Linked DNA regions of Mus musculus: region 2 is linked to region 1. Evidence: chromatin contacts called from ENCODE Hi-C or POLR2A ChIA-PET data. All regions are on one chromosome and are shown on one strand. The core of a region is the stretch at or near the end of the contact, and the rest is flanking DNA. Distances in the headings are between cores, read along the strand shown.

Region 1 (7,281 bases), core at 1,409-3,908:
TGCTATTCTATAATTATCTTCCCCCAACGAGATTAGAAATTCCTTGACAGCAGGGACCACGGCTCCTCAGATGCAGCCGGCATTTCTACACCACCTAATGATGTGTAAGGCCAAGACGAGGGCCGGAGCCAGCAACTGCCTCAGAGGACTTGAGCTGCCCTGTCCGGCCACACGTGGATAGGCCAAGCCCCATCCCTTTATGGTAAAAGAGGGGCCTCGGTGGCTTGAGAAACCCAGGTCAAAATGAGAAGGGATGTCAGTCCCGTAAGTTCTGAGCCCTCCCAAGGTGAGCATTCGATCTCAGCCCTGCCTAGAGTCCCGACTCTCAGGCGTCTGGTTATTGAAGATGGTCAGAGAGAGGCTAGCCCCTTGGAAGGGAAGCTTAGCCTCTGTCTTCCCTGAGAAAGCTGCTGCCCTATACCAAAACTTATTCACCATGGCCACGTTGCTCCCAGAAGCAGCTGGGGTAACCTGGGCAGGGGCAGGGGGAGAGAGGACCCGGTAGTGCAAAGGCCTCTAGATGGAAAATGGGTTGGCTGTTTCCCAAGCATCCTTCTTCAGAACACAGCATGGTCACCATAGCCCGCTCTGGCCACTATGGTCAGCTTGGTCCCAGCTGTCTCCCTTAACCATCCTAGAGCCCCCCTCGGGAGTGGTGCAGGTATCCCCATACTAGGCTCTCCGGGAACAGAGAACACATGCCTTTCCAACGCAGAAAGACTTCTGAGTCCCAGTCGCATGACTTTGCGGGAAGTGGCTCAGACCAGTGGCTCTCAGAGACCTTGTCTTTCCTTAGTAAAGAGATTTTAAAGGATAGGAGTAGGTAAATGATTCTATGAAGCATGAGCACAGGACCTGGCAGATGGATGGCGGCTCAGGAATGGGGCCATAGGGAAGGCAGAGGCTTGGTATCACTGGGCACAACGCTGCCTGTGCCCACACCATAGTATGCAGGGTTCTAAGGAGAGTAAGCCCCAGCATGTCTCCACTGGCCAACTGTGAGGCTCTTAAAACAGAGGACAACTTTCAAGGGACATTCCTATCACGGAGGGCCAGGTTCTGGAGAAAAATTATAGAGGGATGAGGACACAGGTCCAGTGGCTTTTCTAGGCTTCAGCTGGGCTCCGTGCTTTCTGAGCAATTTGGCCTCAGGTCCCCAGGCCAGTGGTCGGCAACAGAGCCTTTCTCTCTGTAGTGGGGAGGAAATGAGGACACAACCGCCCTACATACTCACATCATCAACCTTTGGCTCCGTCACAGGGACCCACTTGTAGATTCGTAGGGATGTATCGCCAACGGTCACCCATTTCTTCTCCCTGCAGGGAATGAGGAAGAACCCATAACCAGGGGGCTTTGTACAGGACTCTGCTTAAGGGGAGAGGGTGGCAGAGGTCACAGCTACAAAGTGATGACTTCGTAGCCCTGGGGCTAAGACAACAAGCTTTGATCACACAGATATGGCTGGAATCCCAGCTCTGTCCTTGCCGACTGACCGAGGCCCCTGGGAAAGTCACTTGGCCCACATAAGATTCGTGCTCCCTTCCCTTCTGGGATCCAGAAAGCAAGCAAGCACCCGACCCTCCTGGCAGCTCCCCTTCAGAACAGTTCATGGGCATGGGGGTGGGGAGTTGGGTGGGCTGGGTGCTGAGAAGTAGGCTGAGCCTGGTCTTGTGAGGACAATTCCTTGTACCTGTCCTTCAGTCAAGGCTCTGCATGGACCCCTGGTCTCATGAACCCCTGGTCTCTAAACTCCCACAGGATAGAAGCCAAGTGCCCAGTTGAGAGAGACAGGCTTGCAGATGAGGAGGAGGAAAATACAAGCAGTGAGAAGGAAAGGGGGCGAATGGCTTTATCAAGGATAATAATTATGCCCTCCCCAAGCCACGGCCATTTTCTATAGACTATTACTATGGCCACCAACTTCGGTTATATGGTACCATTTCTTGCTCTAGATATTTAGAGGCCACGTACCCGGAGAGGGGTGAACACACAGGGGCAGGGCTGGGGTTTGAACCCCAACAGTCTAGGCTCCAACGTGGCCATCTTAGGGAGGCAGCCTCAAGTCTTACTGAGTTTAGCAAGTAACCCAGCTGATTTGGGAAGCTAGAGCTGGGGAGTCAGGGCTGCAATCTCAATTCAATACAACAGTCCCACTGCTACGTAGGACTACAGTTATGAGGACCTTGGCTTCTCCACCCAAACCTAACCTATGGACTTCCCCTCATTTATACTGTGATACATTATAGTCTCTGCCATGTCGCCACTGAGCCTTTCAGGGTGGGGGTGGGAAGCAGAGGCAAACACACTCAAAGACAACCATAACCAAACCATACACTTCCCACCCACCAACTGCCACTCAGGTCTCCATGATCCTGTTATCACTGACACCCTGGCTCGCACTGTTAAAGGAAACCGACCATGTGTAGTTCCATGTGCCACATGCCAAGCACCAGGCCCACATACTCTCATGTTTACATGACCGTCTGTGGCAGCAGGCGTCACCTTCTCCACCCGACAGATCAAGGAAGTGAGACCTGAGGAGGTGAACTCAGAACTCAGTGAGAATCCAAACCCTCGGTGGCATGGCCTGCTTTCCAAAGGCCCCGCCCACGCTCCTTTTAGCAGGGGAAGCTTGAAGTGAAGACAGATGTCTGTCTCTCTCCCATCCCTCTCCTGCCTCCTGGAGGCAGAGCGAGCGAGCGCACAAGCCACAGGCCCAAGCTTTTACTCTCCACTCAGGATAATCAGAAGGTACTTGGAGGGACAAAGTTATTACCAGGAATGACCTCAGTGACAGGTAGAGACACAATCCTGATGCCCCTGTGTCCTAGAGGCCGAGCTATACAACCCTTCTCTGAGATTAGTAAAAGGACAAGAGAGGAACACACTGTACAGAGGAGAAAAGAAGCAGTCCAGAAACTTTTAAAACCTAAACAGCCAAAAGTCACTCAATATATACCAACAAGGGCTGGAGAGATGGCTCAGTGGTAAAGAGCACTCTTCCAAAGGTCCCGAGTTCAAATCCCAGCAACCACATGGTGGCTCACAACTACTCATAATGAGATCTGACGCCCTCTTCTGGTGTGTCTGAAGACAGCTACAGTGTACTTAGATATAATAATAAATAAATCAGCCAGGCGTGGTGGTGCACACCTTTAATCCCAGCACTTGGGAGGCAGAGGCAGGCAGATTTCTGAGTTCAAGGCCAGCCTGGTCTACAGAGTGACTTCCAGGACAACCAGGGCTACACAGAGAAACCCTGTCTCGAAAAACCTAAAAATGAAATAAAATAAAATAATAATAAATAAATCTTTACCAAAAAAAAAAAAAAAATATGTACCAACAAGGTTCTGACTAGCTTCCTTAGTCTGAGCCCAATTAAATCAACCAAGTAAAAAAATCTGAGTGTGTTATTATTATTATTAATAATAATTTAAGTAATTAACTTGTAACATAAGGCCACAGTTCAGGCTAGAAAGCATGCCAGAGCTTTGGGCCTTCCAAGGTGACAGGAACAGAGGTGAATGTCTGAAGTACCAGGCATTAGGGGCTACCAAATACACACTGACTCCTTCTTCCCCAGCCAATGACCTCCTCACTGGAGTACAAAGCACTATTACTAGGTATGGACACTGATGGGGGAGGGCTTGGGAGCAGAGGCAAGAGTTATGAACTTGACCTTGAGAGCTGGGGGGTCACAGTACATCATTCTAGTACCCCGAGATCCTGAGAGATTCCTGTACCCTCGGAGACTTAGGCAGGATTGTTAATTCTAGGTCCCAGGTGTGGCTCTAAACTACACAATGAGATTAATAATAATAATAACAACAACAACAATAACAGGGTCTGGTGAGACGGCTAAGTAGGTGGTGGATAAAGGCACTGGATAACCTGAGTTAGATGCTCAGAACTGACATGGTCACTAGTTGTCTTCTGACCTCCACACCTGCATCATAACACCTGTGAGTGTGCTCCCTCCCATACGTGCACACACACAAAATAAACCAAAATAAACAACAACAACAAAAAAAGGTAATAGAGCCTTCAAACACTGAAGTAGAACCTGACCTTGGGGTTGACCTCTGACCTGGGACTTGGCTCTCACAAAGGCTCTGGCTAAAGGCAGCAGCTCAGATCTCCTCCAAGTGCTGCAGCCCACCATGGGGGAACACACACAGCTGGCTGCTCCCATGGTGAAGGGACTAGACAGCTCCCATCATCTTACAGCAAGGGCGGCCAGCAAGGGGCCAACAGGTACATCTTGTTTACCCTCGTGGTACTTTTAAAAAGTAGATTCAAGCCAGGCTGTGATGGCGCACGCCTTTAATCCCAGCACGTGGGAGGCAGAGGCAGGCAGATTTCTGAGTTCAAGGCCAGCTTGGTCAACAGAGTGAGTTCCAGGACAGCCCAGGCTATACAGAGAAACCCTGTCTCAAAAAAAAAAAAAAAAAAAAAAAAAAGTTGACTCAATTGCCAAAGCAGGAGAGAGAAAACCTAACAATCCAGATTTTTGGCTACTCTCAAAACAAGATCTGCAGCCCACAGTCCTCCTGGGAGCCACAGCTTGCTCCAGATGACAAACACTGGCTCCCTCCCAGCCCCCACCTCGTACCACATGGAGGCATTCACTTTGACCACCAAGTTGCATCTCATCCTAGCCACAGAACGACTCTACACAGAGCCTGAGTCCTCTTGCTTCCACCACAACTAGCCTGGCTTCTGTACCTCCTCTGCCTTGTGCTCCTGAGATAAAAGGATGACATGGAGTCCCCGATGTAAGAATATAGCTCCAAAGTGCTTGCCCAGCTCGGGCTCTTTTTTTTTTTTTTAATTAATTTATTTGAGGTGTATCAGCACACTGTCACTGTCTTCAGACACACCAGAAGAGGGCATCAGATCCCATTACAGATGGTTGTGAGCCATGTGGTTGCTTGGAGTTGATCTCAGGACCTCTGGAGGAACAGTCAGTGCTCTTAACTGCTGAGCCATCTCTCCAGCCCCCAGCTCAGGCTCTCATGTAAACTCCAGAGTCCATCTCAGATTCTCAAGGCCAAGGTGATTTTCCAGCGCTCTACTGGGTCTAGGGCTGATGAGTGGGGGGGGGGGTTGCTGGCTGACTCCAAAGAGCTCTAAATCCCTTTGTATATTCACTACAGGACTAGTCATTGTCACCTTGGAGACCTGTCCTCATCCTAATCCGGTCTGGGTCCACCTCAGAGGGCACTTCTCAAGGATGGGTGGAAAGCCCCACCCCCACCCCCAAACTAGCCATTCTGTACTTATGTCAAGTTGCTAAAGGACTTCCTGGACCAAGATGACAGGTCCTAGACGGGTGTCTACCGTGAAAGCTCTGACCTCCCTTTGTCTTTTTCCCTCCCACTGGGCCTCCCAAGCCTGACCCAAAAAGGGACCTACCACATTGTTCTCCCTCAGCCATCTTCTGGCTACCTTACACCCCCACTAACCTGCTCTGCTGGGACACCAGGCAGAAGGGGAAGGAGTGGAAGCTGCAAACTGTGGGTGGGGCAGTGCGCAGGTCATGCCGGCTTCTTCTGCAGGGCAGAGGAAGGGTAGGGGTATTAAAAAAAAATACCTCCCTGGGCTTTCAGGCCGGATGGAATACCAGACACCTTAGCTCTCCTCTACATAAAATACAGAGTTCCTCACTGATTCTGAATATTTCAGATAAATGGATAACTTTTTGGCATGTGTCTCAAATATTTCATGGGATATACTACTTACATAAAGGGGTGTGTGTGTGTGTGTGTTTTGTGTGTGTGTACAGTCTAAGGACAAAACCCAGAGCCCTGTGCATTCATTTTATTTTTTATTTAATTTATATTTTTGAGACAAGCTTGAATGTAGATCAGGCTAGCCTTGAGCTCAGTATGTAGCTGAGGCTAGCCTTGAACACCTGGTTCTCCTGCCTCTACCTTACAAGTCCAAAGGTTATAGGCACGCACCCAGGGGGAACGGTTTATTTTTTAAAAATCACTTTGTTGTTTATCTGAAATTCAAATTTACCTGGATGTTCTGTGTTTTTTCATTTTCATTTCTGGCAGCCCCATGTCCTAGCCAGTGGTGAAATGCATGGTTGGTGCCCACGGTTAATAAACAACCCCCAAAGCCTTCAGGGGTTGATTGCAAGATTGCTGTTACAGACAGGGCAAGACCAGATTTAATGACTCAAGGAAGACCCCTCCGTCTCTATTTAAGATGGGGAGGGAAGCAAATCAAAATTTCTACAAAGTCCACCTTACATAAGGGCCCCTGTGTACTCCAGTGACTCTACCGGACTAGCCAGTCCTCAACAGCTCTGGAAGGGGAGGGGGGGCCCGGAGTCCCCTAGTTGACAGAGTCAAGGAACTGAGTTTCGTATTTTGCCCAAGGTCACTGCTAGGAAGTGAAGTAGAAACTCATGCAGGAGATCCCAAAAGGCCTGGAGTCTTTAGAGGTCATGATATACTTATTTCTCCCAAAAGAACATAGGGTAGAAAGCGGCCACATCCCCCACTGCACTCCCAGGCTTGGCAGGCTGTGAACCCGCTAGCATGGAAGATGAAGCCTCCAGGCCTGCTGCTCTGGGGCCCGCAGGGTGGAAAGCCCCAACCCTCCATCTGCCCGCCCAGCAGAGCAGCTGGCAGACCCAGCCGCAGCTGTCACGGCTCCAGGACCAGAAAGGGAGCTTACACCGGCCCCTTTCTACCCTCCAGGCGGGTGACAGACAGAAGGGACTCTTGCCCTGCTATCAGTTCTTTCTTTGCACCGGGGACTGAGGCCAGGGAGGGGTGCCACCCCAGCCTTCCCTTGAGAGTCCCACAGGAGAGGGGCCAAGGTGCTGGTTTTCCTGTGTTTTGGCCTGCAGCTGTTTCTGCCATTTTTAAATGGCTGCAGTTGGGCACTGGTCGCCCTGCTCAGCGGGGAGCTCCCCGGCACCCAGGACTTGGATCTCAACTTTGGAAAGCCTCCCCTTCTCACGGTTGTGAAAATTCTTTGTCCCATTGGAGCCAAACCCAGCCCACGGCGGGCATCCGGCCATCCGCAGACAGCCCTTTCCATAGGAGGCCCGGGAGCACGTGGACTTTATTGATTTTTCTCGTTGCCTTTTTTGTTGGGTTTCACTCTGAAAGGACAGCTAACTTGTGACACCATCAAACCGGAGACAGGTCCCCAGTAGTGTTTAAAAAAAAAAAAAGGACAACAACAACAGAGGCGTTACTCAAGAAATGACCCCCCCCCCCAAAAAAAAAAAAAAAAAAACAACCCAGCCTGCAGTGGAGC
Region 2 (7,281 bases), core at 2,973-5,472, 510 kb before region 1:
TAAGTAGCTCCAAATTTCCTGTTTAGAAGCTTTGAATGTGAGCATTGTGGGGAGGCTCTCAGGAGCAGGAAGGGAGGGGTGTCACCTAGGTCCCCAGATTCCACAAGAGGAAACTGGGGGGACAAGTAAGGGGCACAACAGCCCCTAATGGATCAGAATTAGCTGTTCTACTTTGCCATATTTGACTATTCGTTGTTACTCTAATTTTATCTGTGATAGGCTGGGGGAGAGGTTTGGGGGGGGAGGGGAGAACACATCTTTAATCCTGGAACTCAGGAAGCAGAGGCAAGTGGATCTCTGAGTTGGAGGCCTGGTCTACAGAAGAAGTTTCAGGGCTACACAGAGAAATCCAGTCTAAAAAAAGAAAAAGAAAGAAAAGGAAAAAGAAAAAGAAAAAGAAAAAGAAAAAGAAGAAAGAAAGAAGGAAGGAAGGAAAGAAAGAAAGAAAGAAAGAAAGAAAGAAAGAAAGAAAGAAAGAAAGAAAAAGAAAGAAAGAAAGAAAGCAAGCAAGCAGAATTATCCATGACTGTCTGGTTTCATTTCTGTTTGCTATGAGAAATACCCCTGCAAAAACCAGCATTGGCAGAAAAGGGATTATTTCAATTTGCCATTCTTGTTCGCTATTGTGAGGAAGTAAAGGGGAGAAGTTGAGGCAGCTAGTTACATTATATCCACACTTAGAGCAGAGAGAGATGAACTTATGCAACCTCGCTCACTCACTTGTGTTACACTCAGCTCAGTTTCTCTATTCTTATATACTTCAGGATCCCCTGGCCTAGGGAATGGTGCTACCCATGGTGGGCTAGGTCTTCCTATATTAGTTAACACAATCAGGACAATTTCCTACAGATATACCCACAGGCAAACACAATGCAGAGATCCCTTATTGAGACTCTACCCAATTGTTTCTAGGTTGTATTAAATTGACAATAAAAGCTAACCTATATAATGGCTTTTTTTTTTTCCTTCTTGCTGTTAGTTGGTTTGCCTTTGTTTGTCTTGAGACTGTCTCAAGTAGCTCAGGCTGACCTTGAACTCCATCTAGAGCTGAGAAGGGCCTTGAATTCCAAATCTTTCAGCCTCTTAAGAACTAGGATTACAGGATCCTCGGTTTAATGCTTACCTTTTTTTTTTTTTTTTAATTTTAAGGGTACGATTGCTTAGTGGACAAAGGATGTGCTATGCAAACACTTTATCTGAGGTTAGCTCCACAGCACTATGAAGTCGGGCATGGTGATGCGTGTCTGTAGTCCCCGTGCTGGTTGGTGGGGTCAAGACAAGTGACTCTTGGGATTGGCTGGCCAGACAATGAGTTCTGTGGGCAACAACAGCTCAAGAAGCCACTCACAGTCAGCCTTCAGTTACTGCGCGCGCGCGCGCACGCACGCGCACACACACACACACACACACACACACATTTATACAATTCTAAAACTTAAGAAGGAGACTCCCTTTCAGATTCTGGATGCCAGCAACAATCAGGGCTAGTTGTTTCTCTCCAGTTCATCAAACCCCATAGGATTACTTCAGGGGTGTTGTGTGGGTTACTTTCATGTTGTTGTTGTTGTTGTTGTTGTGACCAAATACCAGACAAAAACAACTTAGAAGAGATCTGTTTTGGTGTGTCACAGTCCATTGTGACATCAAGCAGCCCAGTCTGTGGTGCCTCAGGCCTGGACCTGGAGGGAGAGGAGCGCCGACCTCAACCTAAAGTGGATATAACTTTCCAGGCCTAGTGATTGGTCTCTACCAGCTTCCATCCTCAGAGTTCTCCAGGCTTGCAAAACAGTGTCAGGTGCTGGGGACCAAGTGCTCCAAACCTGGGAGCCTGCAGGGGCTCTTTTACTTTCAAGCCAAAACACATGCCCTCAGTAAGTTCACATTTATCCAGGAGGAAGGGTTACCAGCACCCACAGGCAGTAAGGCAAGCAAGTGCCAATGCCAGCTAACATTCAAGGCAATTGCAGAGGAAGAGGCAGTGATCTGGGTTCGTGTCATAAGCCTGTAATCCCAGCACTCCGTGCACACAGGACAATCGTGGCCAGCAGTGAGGCCAGGCCAGCCTGAGATACATAGGGAGATGCTGTCTCAGAAGCCTGTTTAAGGGGCTGGAGATGTCCGTCTCAGTTAAGAGCACTTGTTCTTGCTGAGAACTTGAATTCAATTTCTAGCATCCACATCAGGTAACTCATATCCATCTGCAACTCCTGCCTCAGGGAACCTGGCACCTTCTGCTGGTCTCCGAGGGCACCTGTATTCACATGCATATATACACAGACAGACACACAAACACACAGACACACAGACTCTCTCTCTCTCCCAATTTAAAAAAAATACATGTTTCAAAAAGTCTTTTAAAAAATACAATATTATACCAGCACTTGGGAGGCAGAGACCAGGGGATTTCTGAGTTTGAGGCCAGTCTGGTCTACAGAATGAGTTCCAGGACAACCAGGGCTACACAGAGAAATCCTGCCTTGAAAACAAACAAACAAACAGAAACCCAAAACCAAAAAACAAAACAAAACAAAATAAACAAACAAAAAAACAATATTGGAGAGATGGCTCAGAGGTTAAGAGGACTGACTACTCTTCCGAAGGTCCTGAGTTCAAATCCTAGCAACCACATGGCTCACCACCATCCATAATGAGATCTGATGCCCTCTTCTGGTGCATTTGAAGACAGCTAGATTGCTCTTACATATAATAATAAATAAATCTTTGGGCCGGAGCAAGCGGGGCTGGAACGAGCTGAGGTCCTGAGTTCAATTCCCAACAACCATATGATAGCTCACAGCTATCTGTACAGCTACAGTATACTCATATACATAAAAATAAATAAATCAATCTTGAAAAAAATGGGCAAACATGGAGTTTCAAGACATGGAATTTGGAACACTGGAAACTGCAATGTGGGCACCACCAATCTCAAAGTTGTCATCTTCATTGTCACAGTCTCCATGAAGTATCCTGATCCTATAGGATCCAAGATCAGGTCACCCTGAGTCTAGACTACAAGGTCCGTCAAATGCCATTGAGGATTTGGGTAGGCAGCTAAAGGGACACATTTCCTCTTTTTTTTTTTTTTTTTTTTTTTTTTTGAGACAGTTTCTCTGTCTAGCCCTGGCTGTCTTGGAACTCGATCTGTAGAGCAGGTAAATTCAGAGATCTACCTGCTTTCGCCTGCCGAGTACTGGGATTAAAGGTATGCACCACTACCACCTGGCAAATTTCCAATTTCTAATTTCAAACTCAAAGTAGATAGTCAATGGTAGATACTCTGTAAGATGACACTTAATCACACTTTAAAAAAAAGAGAGAGAAAGGAAATGTTATCTTTCTGCACCCTCTTGAGGCTTGAAATCAGAGCCATTTCTACGAATACCACACATCCAGGCGCTGTGTCTGCAATCCCAGCACTCGGGAAGAAGAAGCAGGAAGATGGAGAAGCCAGCTTGGGAGACGTAACAAGAGGAGACATCTATCTGAGAGGAAGGAAAAAAGGAAAAAGAGCACGGCGCTAGAGAACTGAGTTGGGGGTTAGGAGCACCCGCTGCTCCTGCAGAGGACCTGCATTAAGCTCCCTATCCCCACATTGGGGTGGATGACAACTGTCTTATAACTCTAGCTCCAGGGCATCCAATAGCCTCTGGGGCTGTTGTTGTATGTACATAGCCACATAGACAGGCATGCAAAAATAAAAATAAATCCTAGAAAGAAAACAAGGAGGTGGGGGAGACAGAGACAGACAGACAGACAGACAGAGGAAACCGTATCCACATTACCAATGCATAGTAGAATTTCACACGAACTCTTACTGCTCCTGGAAAGCCTGACTGTTCTTTTAGCACAGTGCATGGTTACTGCCCTTGTTAATTTATTAATTATTGTCAGCTAAGCAAATTGCAGTGAATGGATTCTCCGAGGCCAATCACCTAGCCAGCATGCATGCCTGCAGCCTTCAGAAGGAATGCCCTCAGATCTGACTCGTCCACCTCTGACAGTCGGCTTGCCTAAACTTATCCTTTACGTTTAGAAAAATTTGTGGGTTCCCGTCTGCCCAGGGGACTTTTTTTTTATTACTTGTTTATGCAAACAGTAAGTTGCATAAGAGCCTTGCTAGCCTTTTTTTTTTTTAAATGATTTCGTAGTTTCCTGGTAACCATTCAGTCATCTCTTTCAACACCCTGACATGACATAAAGCCGAGGGCTGAACCACACGTTCACCACACAGACACACACTCGCCTTGAGCCTTCGCTAGGTGAGGCACTCTGAAGCTGGACTGGCCAGATCCACTCATGAGCAAGTCAGACCATTTTCTAGTGATAAACGGCAAGAACTGCTGTGTGTTCCGAGATGAAAACATCGCCAAGGTCTTGCCACCGGTGTTGGGGCTGGAATTTGTGTTCGGACTCCTGGGCAATGGCCTTGCCTTGTGGATTTTCTGTTTCCACCTCAAGTCCTGGAAATCCAGCCGGATTTTCTTGTTCAACTTGGCCGTGGCTGACTTTCTCCTGATCATCTGCCTGCCGTTCCTGACGGACAACTATGTCCATAACTGGGACTGGAGGTTCGGAGGCATCCCCTGCCGTGTGATGCTCTTCATGTTGGCTATGAACCGACAGGGCAGCATCATCTTCCTCACCGTGGTGGCTGTGGACCGCTACTTCCGGGTGGTCCATCCACACCACTTCTTGAACAAGATCTCCAACCGGACGGCGGCCATCATTTCTTGCTTCTTGTGGGGTCTCACCATCGGCCTGACTGTCCACCTCCTCTATACAAACATGATGACCAAAAATGGCGAGGCATATCTGTGTAGCAGCTTCAGCATCTGTTACAACTTCAGGTGGCACGATGCTATGTTCCTCTTGGAATTCTTCTTGCCCCTGGCCATCATCTTGTTCTGCTCAGGCAGGATCATCTGGAGCCTGAGGCAGAGACAGATGGACAGACATGCCAAGATCAAGAGGGCCATCAACTTCATCATGGTGGTGGCTATTGTATTCATCATTTGCTTCCTACCCAGTGTGGCTGTGCGCATCCGCATCTTCTGGCTTCTCTACAAATATAACGTACGCAACTGTGACATCTACTCCTCGGTGGACCTGGCTTTCTTTACCACCCTTAGCTTTACCTACATGAACAGCATGCTGGACCCTGTGGTCTACTATTTCTCCAGCCCATCTTTCCCCAACTTCTTCTCCACGTGTATCAACCGCTGCCTTCGAAAGAAAACATTGGGTGAACCCGATAATAACCGAAGCACTAGTGTGGAGCTCACGGGGGACCCCAGCACAACCAGAAGTATTCCAGGGGCGCTAATGGCTGACCCCAGTGAGCCAGGCAGCCCCCCTTATCTGGCTTCCACATCTCGTTAAGTTACTATGACAAGAAGGGAGATTGCCGCTCAGGCCTGTGCTCTCTGGAGAGGCGATTTGGCCGTTCGTTGAACAGGGTAACATCTTCAGATTTGGCTTACGCTTTCTTGGAACTTCTAGATTCGGAGAATCGAATTTAGAGAAACGGCGTGGTGCAGTGAGCAGTTTTGGTTGCGAGGTGCAGCCATAGAAAATCTCAGAGGAACAGAAAGCAGAGTTTCCAGACAGTGGAAACTTCTCAGCCTTCCAAGCTTACAGGACTGAAGAAGACAGAGTCCTGCAGAGTTTGAGTCCCAGATGCACCCAGACACACCTCAGTTCTGCTCAAAGTCACGGATGGCTCTTCGTCCTAGGGTCCTACCTAGCCTGTCCGTGGGCCCCAGTGAGGACAAGGAGATCCACGAAACTGGAGGGGATCTCTACCCAGATGTCACTGATAAGCCAGTTGGTCACTTGTGTTCGGTGGGACCAGTATACCTTTCAGCCAGACTTTAGCAGAAATGCTAAAGAGGGGAGGAGATGCAAAAGATTTGATTGTTCTCCAAGTCTCCAAAGGTGGTAAGAGGGGGTTAGCCCCAGGAGGGACTGAACTCAGTGCTGGAGAGAAACAATAACAAATTCAGCTGAGCTTTAAAAGGCTTTGGGGAAACAGTGGCTTCCCTCCTCTGTCTGCGTTTCTTAGTAAAAGGAATTCAACTGTGTCCATGGTTGGGGGGGGGGGGGCGGTTCATTACTTGGGTTTCTGTACTTTAACATCTACCATTTCAATAAATTTCGACAGGAGACACAGGCTGCTGCAGCATTTTGTCTGGGTTAGGGTTCACAGAAACGGTCTTCTTACTTAAGACCTGGGTTATGAACTGTATCCTAGCAGGAAGATCTAGTATACTGCAAAAACACAGAAGGGTGCAGAAGAGCCCTGCCTTGAGACAGCCAAGGGGAACGGCACCGGTGGGGAATATGTAAGGTAGTTAGGTTTTAAAGGCTATACCGAAAAGTTTACAGCGGAGTTCTTCCCTTTGCAGTTCGGTGAACATTGCTATTAATAGCTGTATATTAAAAAAAGAATCAGACCAGAGTGGGCTTTTTTTTTCCACCCCTAGGAGAAGGAAGAGGAGCTTCCTATGGAATGGTTTCAGTTCCCAGTTTAGAGCCAGAAAGGAGATGTACCAGGTTGCATCGTGCCAGTTGAGAAACAAGAAGTTTCTGTTGTACTTTCATTTCCAGTTTCTGTCCCTCCTAGATCCTTTGGCAAGATGAGGCTTTTTTTTTTTTTCCTCCCGAGCTGGATACAGATTAAGAATTCAGATACTCTAATTTCTCAGCCCTCGGTAGATGGCAAGAAACCAGGGACAGACAGATGAAGTGTCTCTTAGTTCAAGTGTTCCCAGTTTTCTGTCTCTTATTACCTTCGGCTCCTACAAGTGGGAATTTAAAAGCAGGGTTTGCCTTCTTCTGGAAGGCGGCAGACAGAAGCTCCGAGCCAAGCAGGGATTTCCCCATGAATCACGGGGAACCTGGTGGTGAAACTCCTGGTCCTTGATCGATCGGAGTTAACAGTTGACATTCATTTGTTTGGTTTTTGTGTGTTGAACAGCAACTGTGCGCCAGACACCGTTCTGGGTGGTGGCAATACGGCCAGGAGTTAAGCAGATAGATGGTCTTCGTCACATTGAACCCAAATTCAAGGCAGGGAGGCAGGCAGGAATGAAGAAAAGATCATGGCTGAAAAGCAACAGGTGTTGTGAAACCAGCCAGGTGTGACTATGGGAACAGAGAGGGTGGCTAGGGTGGGGATGACTGGGAGGGCCTCCAGGAGGAAGTGATATTGAGTTGAGCCAGGATTAACTAGACAGAGCAAGGTATGAAAACCTCTGGGCTGGGGGTGGGGGGGCACAG

What was found. A loop is a pair of places that touch in the nucleus more often than their neighbours do. ChIA-PET counts read pairs that join two places held with the same protein, here RNA polymerase II (POLR2A).
Region 2: a loop to region 1 is called in a map of T-helper 17 cell, with 1.9 times the contacts of the local background. The contact joins the promoter of Hcar2 here to the enhancer-like site in region 1. A Hi-C loop is called at or near these places in 1 of 37 maps with a recorded cell type or tissue (T-helper 17 cell). POLR2A ChIA-PET finds 5 or more read pairs at or near these places in 1 of 5 experiments (embryonic stem cell).

What each region holds. Positions count from the first base shown.
Region 1 is chr5:123,345,902-123,353,182 of GRCm38, reverse strand. It overlaps Bcl7a (B cell CLL/lymphoma 7A), which reads right to left. Exons shown (of 6, transcript NM_029850.3): 2 at 1,235-1,316. Among named protein-coding and RNA genes, the nearest start is that of Gm15860, 4.4 kb to the right of the region's middle. Within about 2 kb of position 2,658, at least 1 of the 3 ENCODE cell types and tissues checked has a DNase peak (open chromatin) inside an H3K27ac peak, as active enhancers do.
Region 2 is chr5:123,862,457-123,869,737 of GRCm38, reverse strand. It overlaps Hcar2 (hydroxycarboxylic acid receptor 2), which reads left to right and starts at 4,222. Exons shown (of 1, transcript NM_030701.3): 1 at 4,222-6,168. The coding sequence starts at 4,300. The coding sequence ends at 5,382.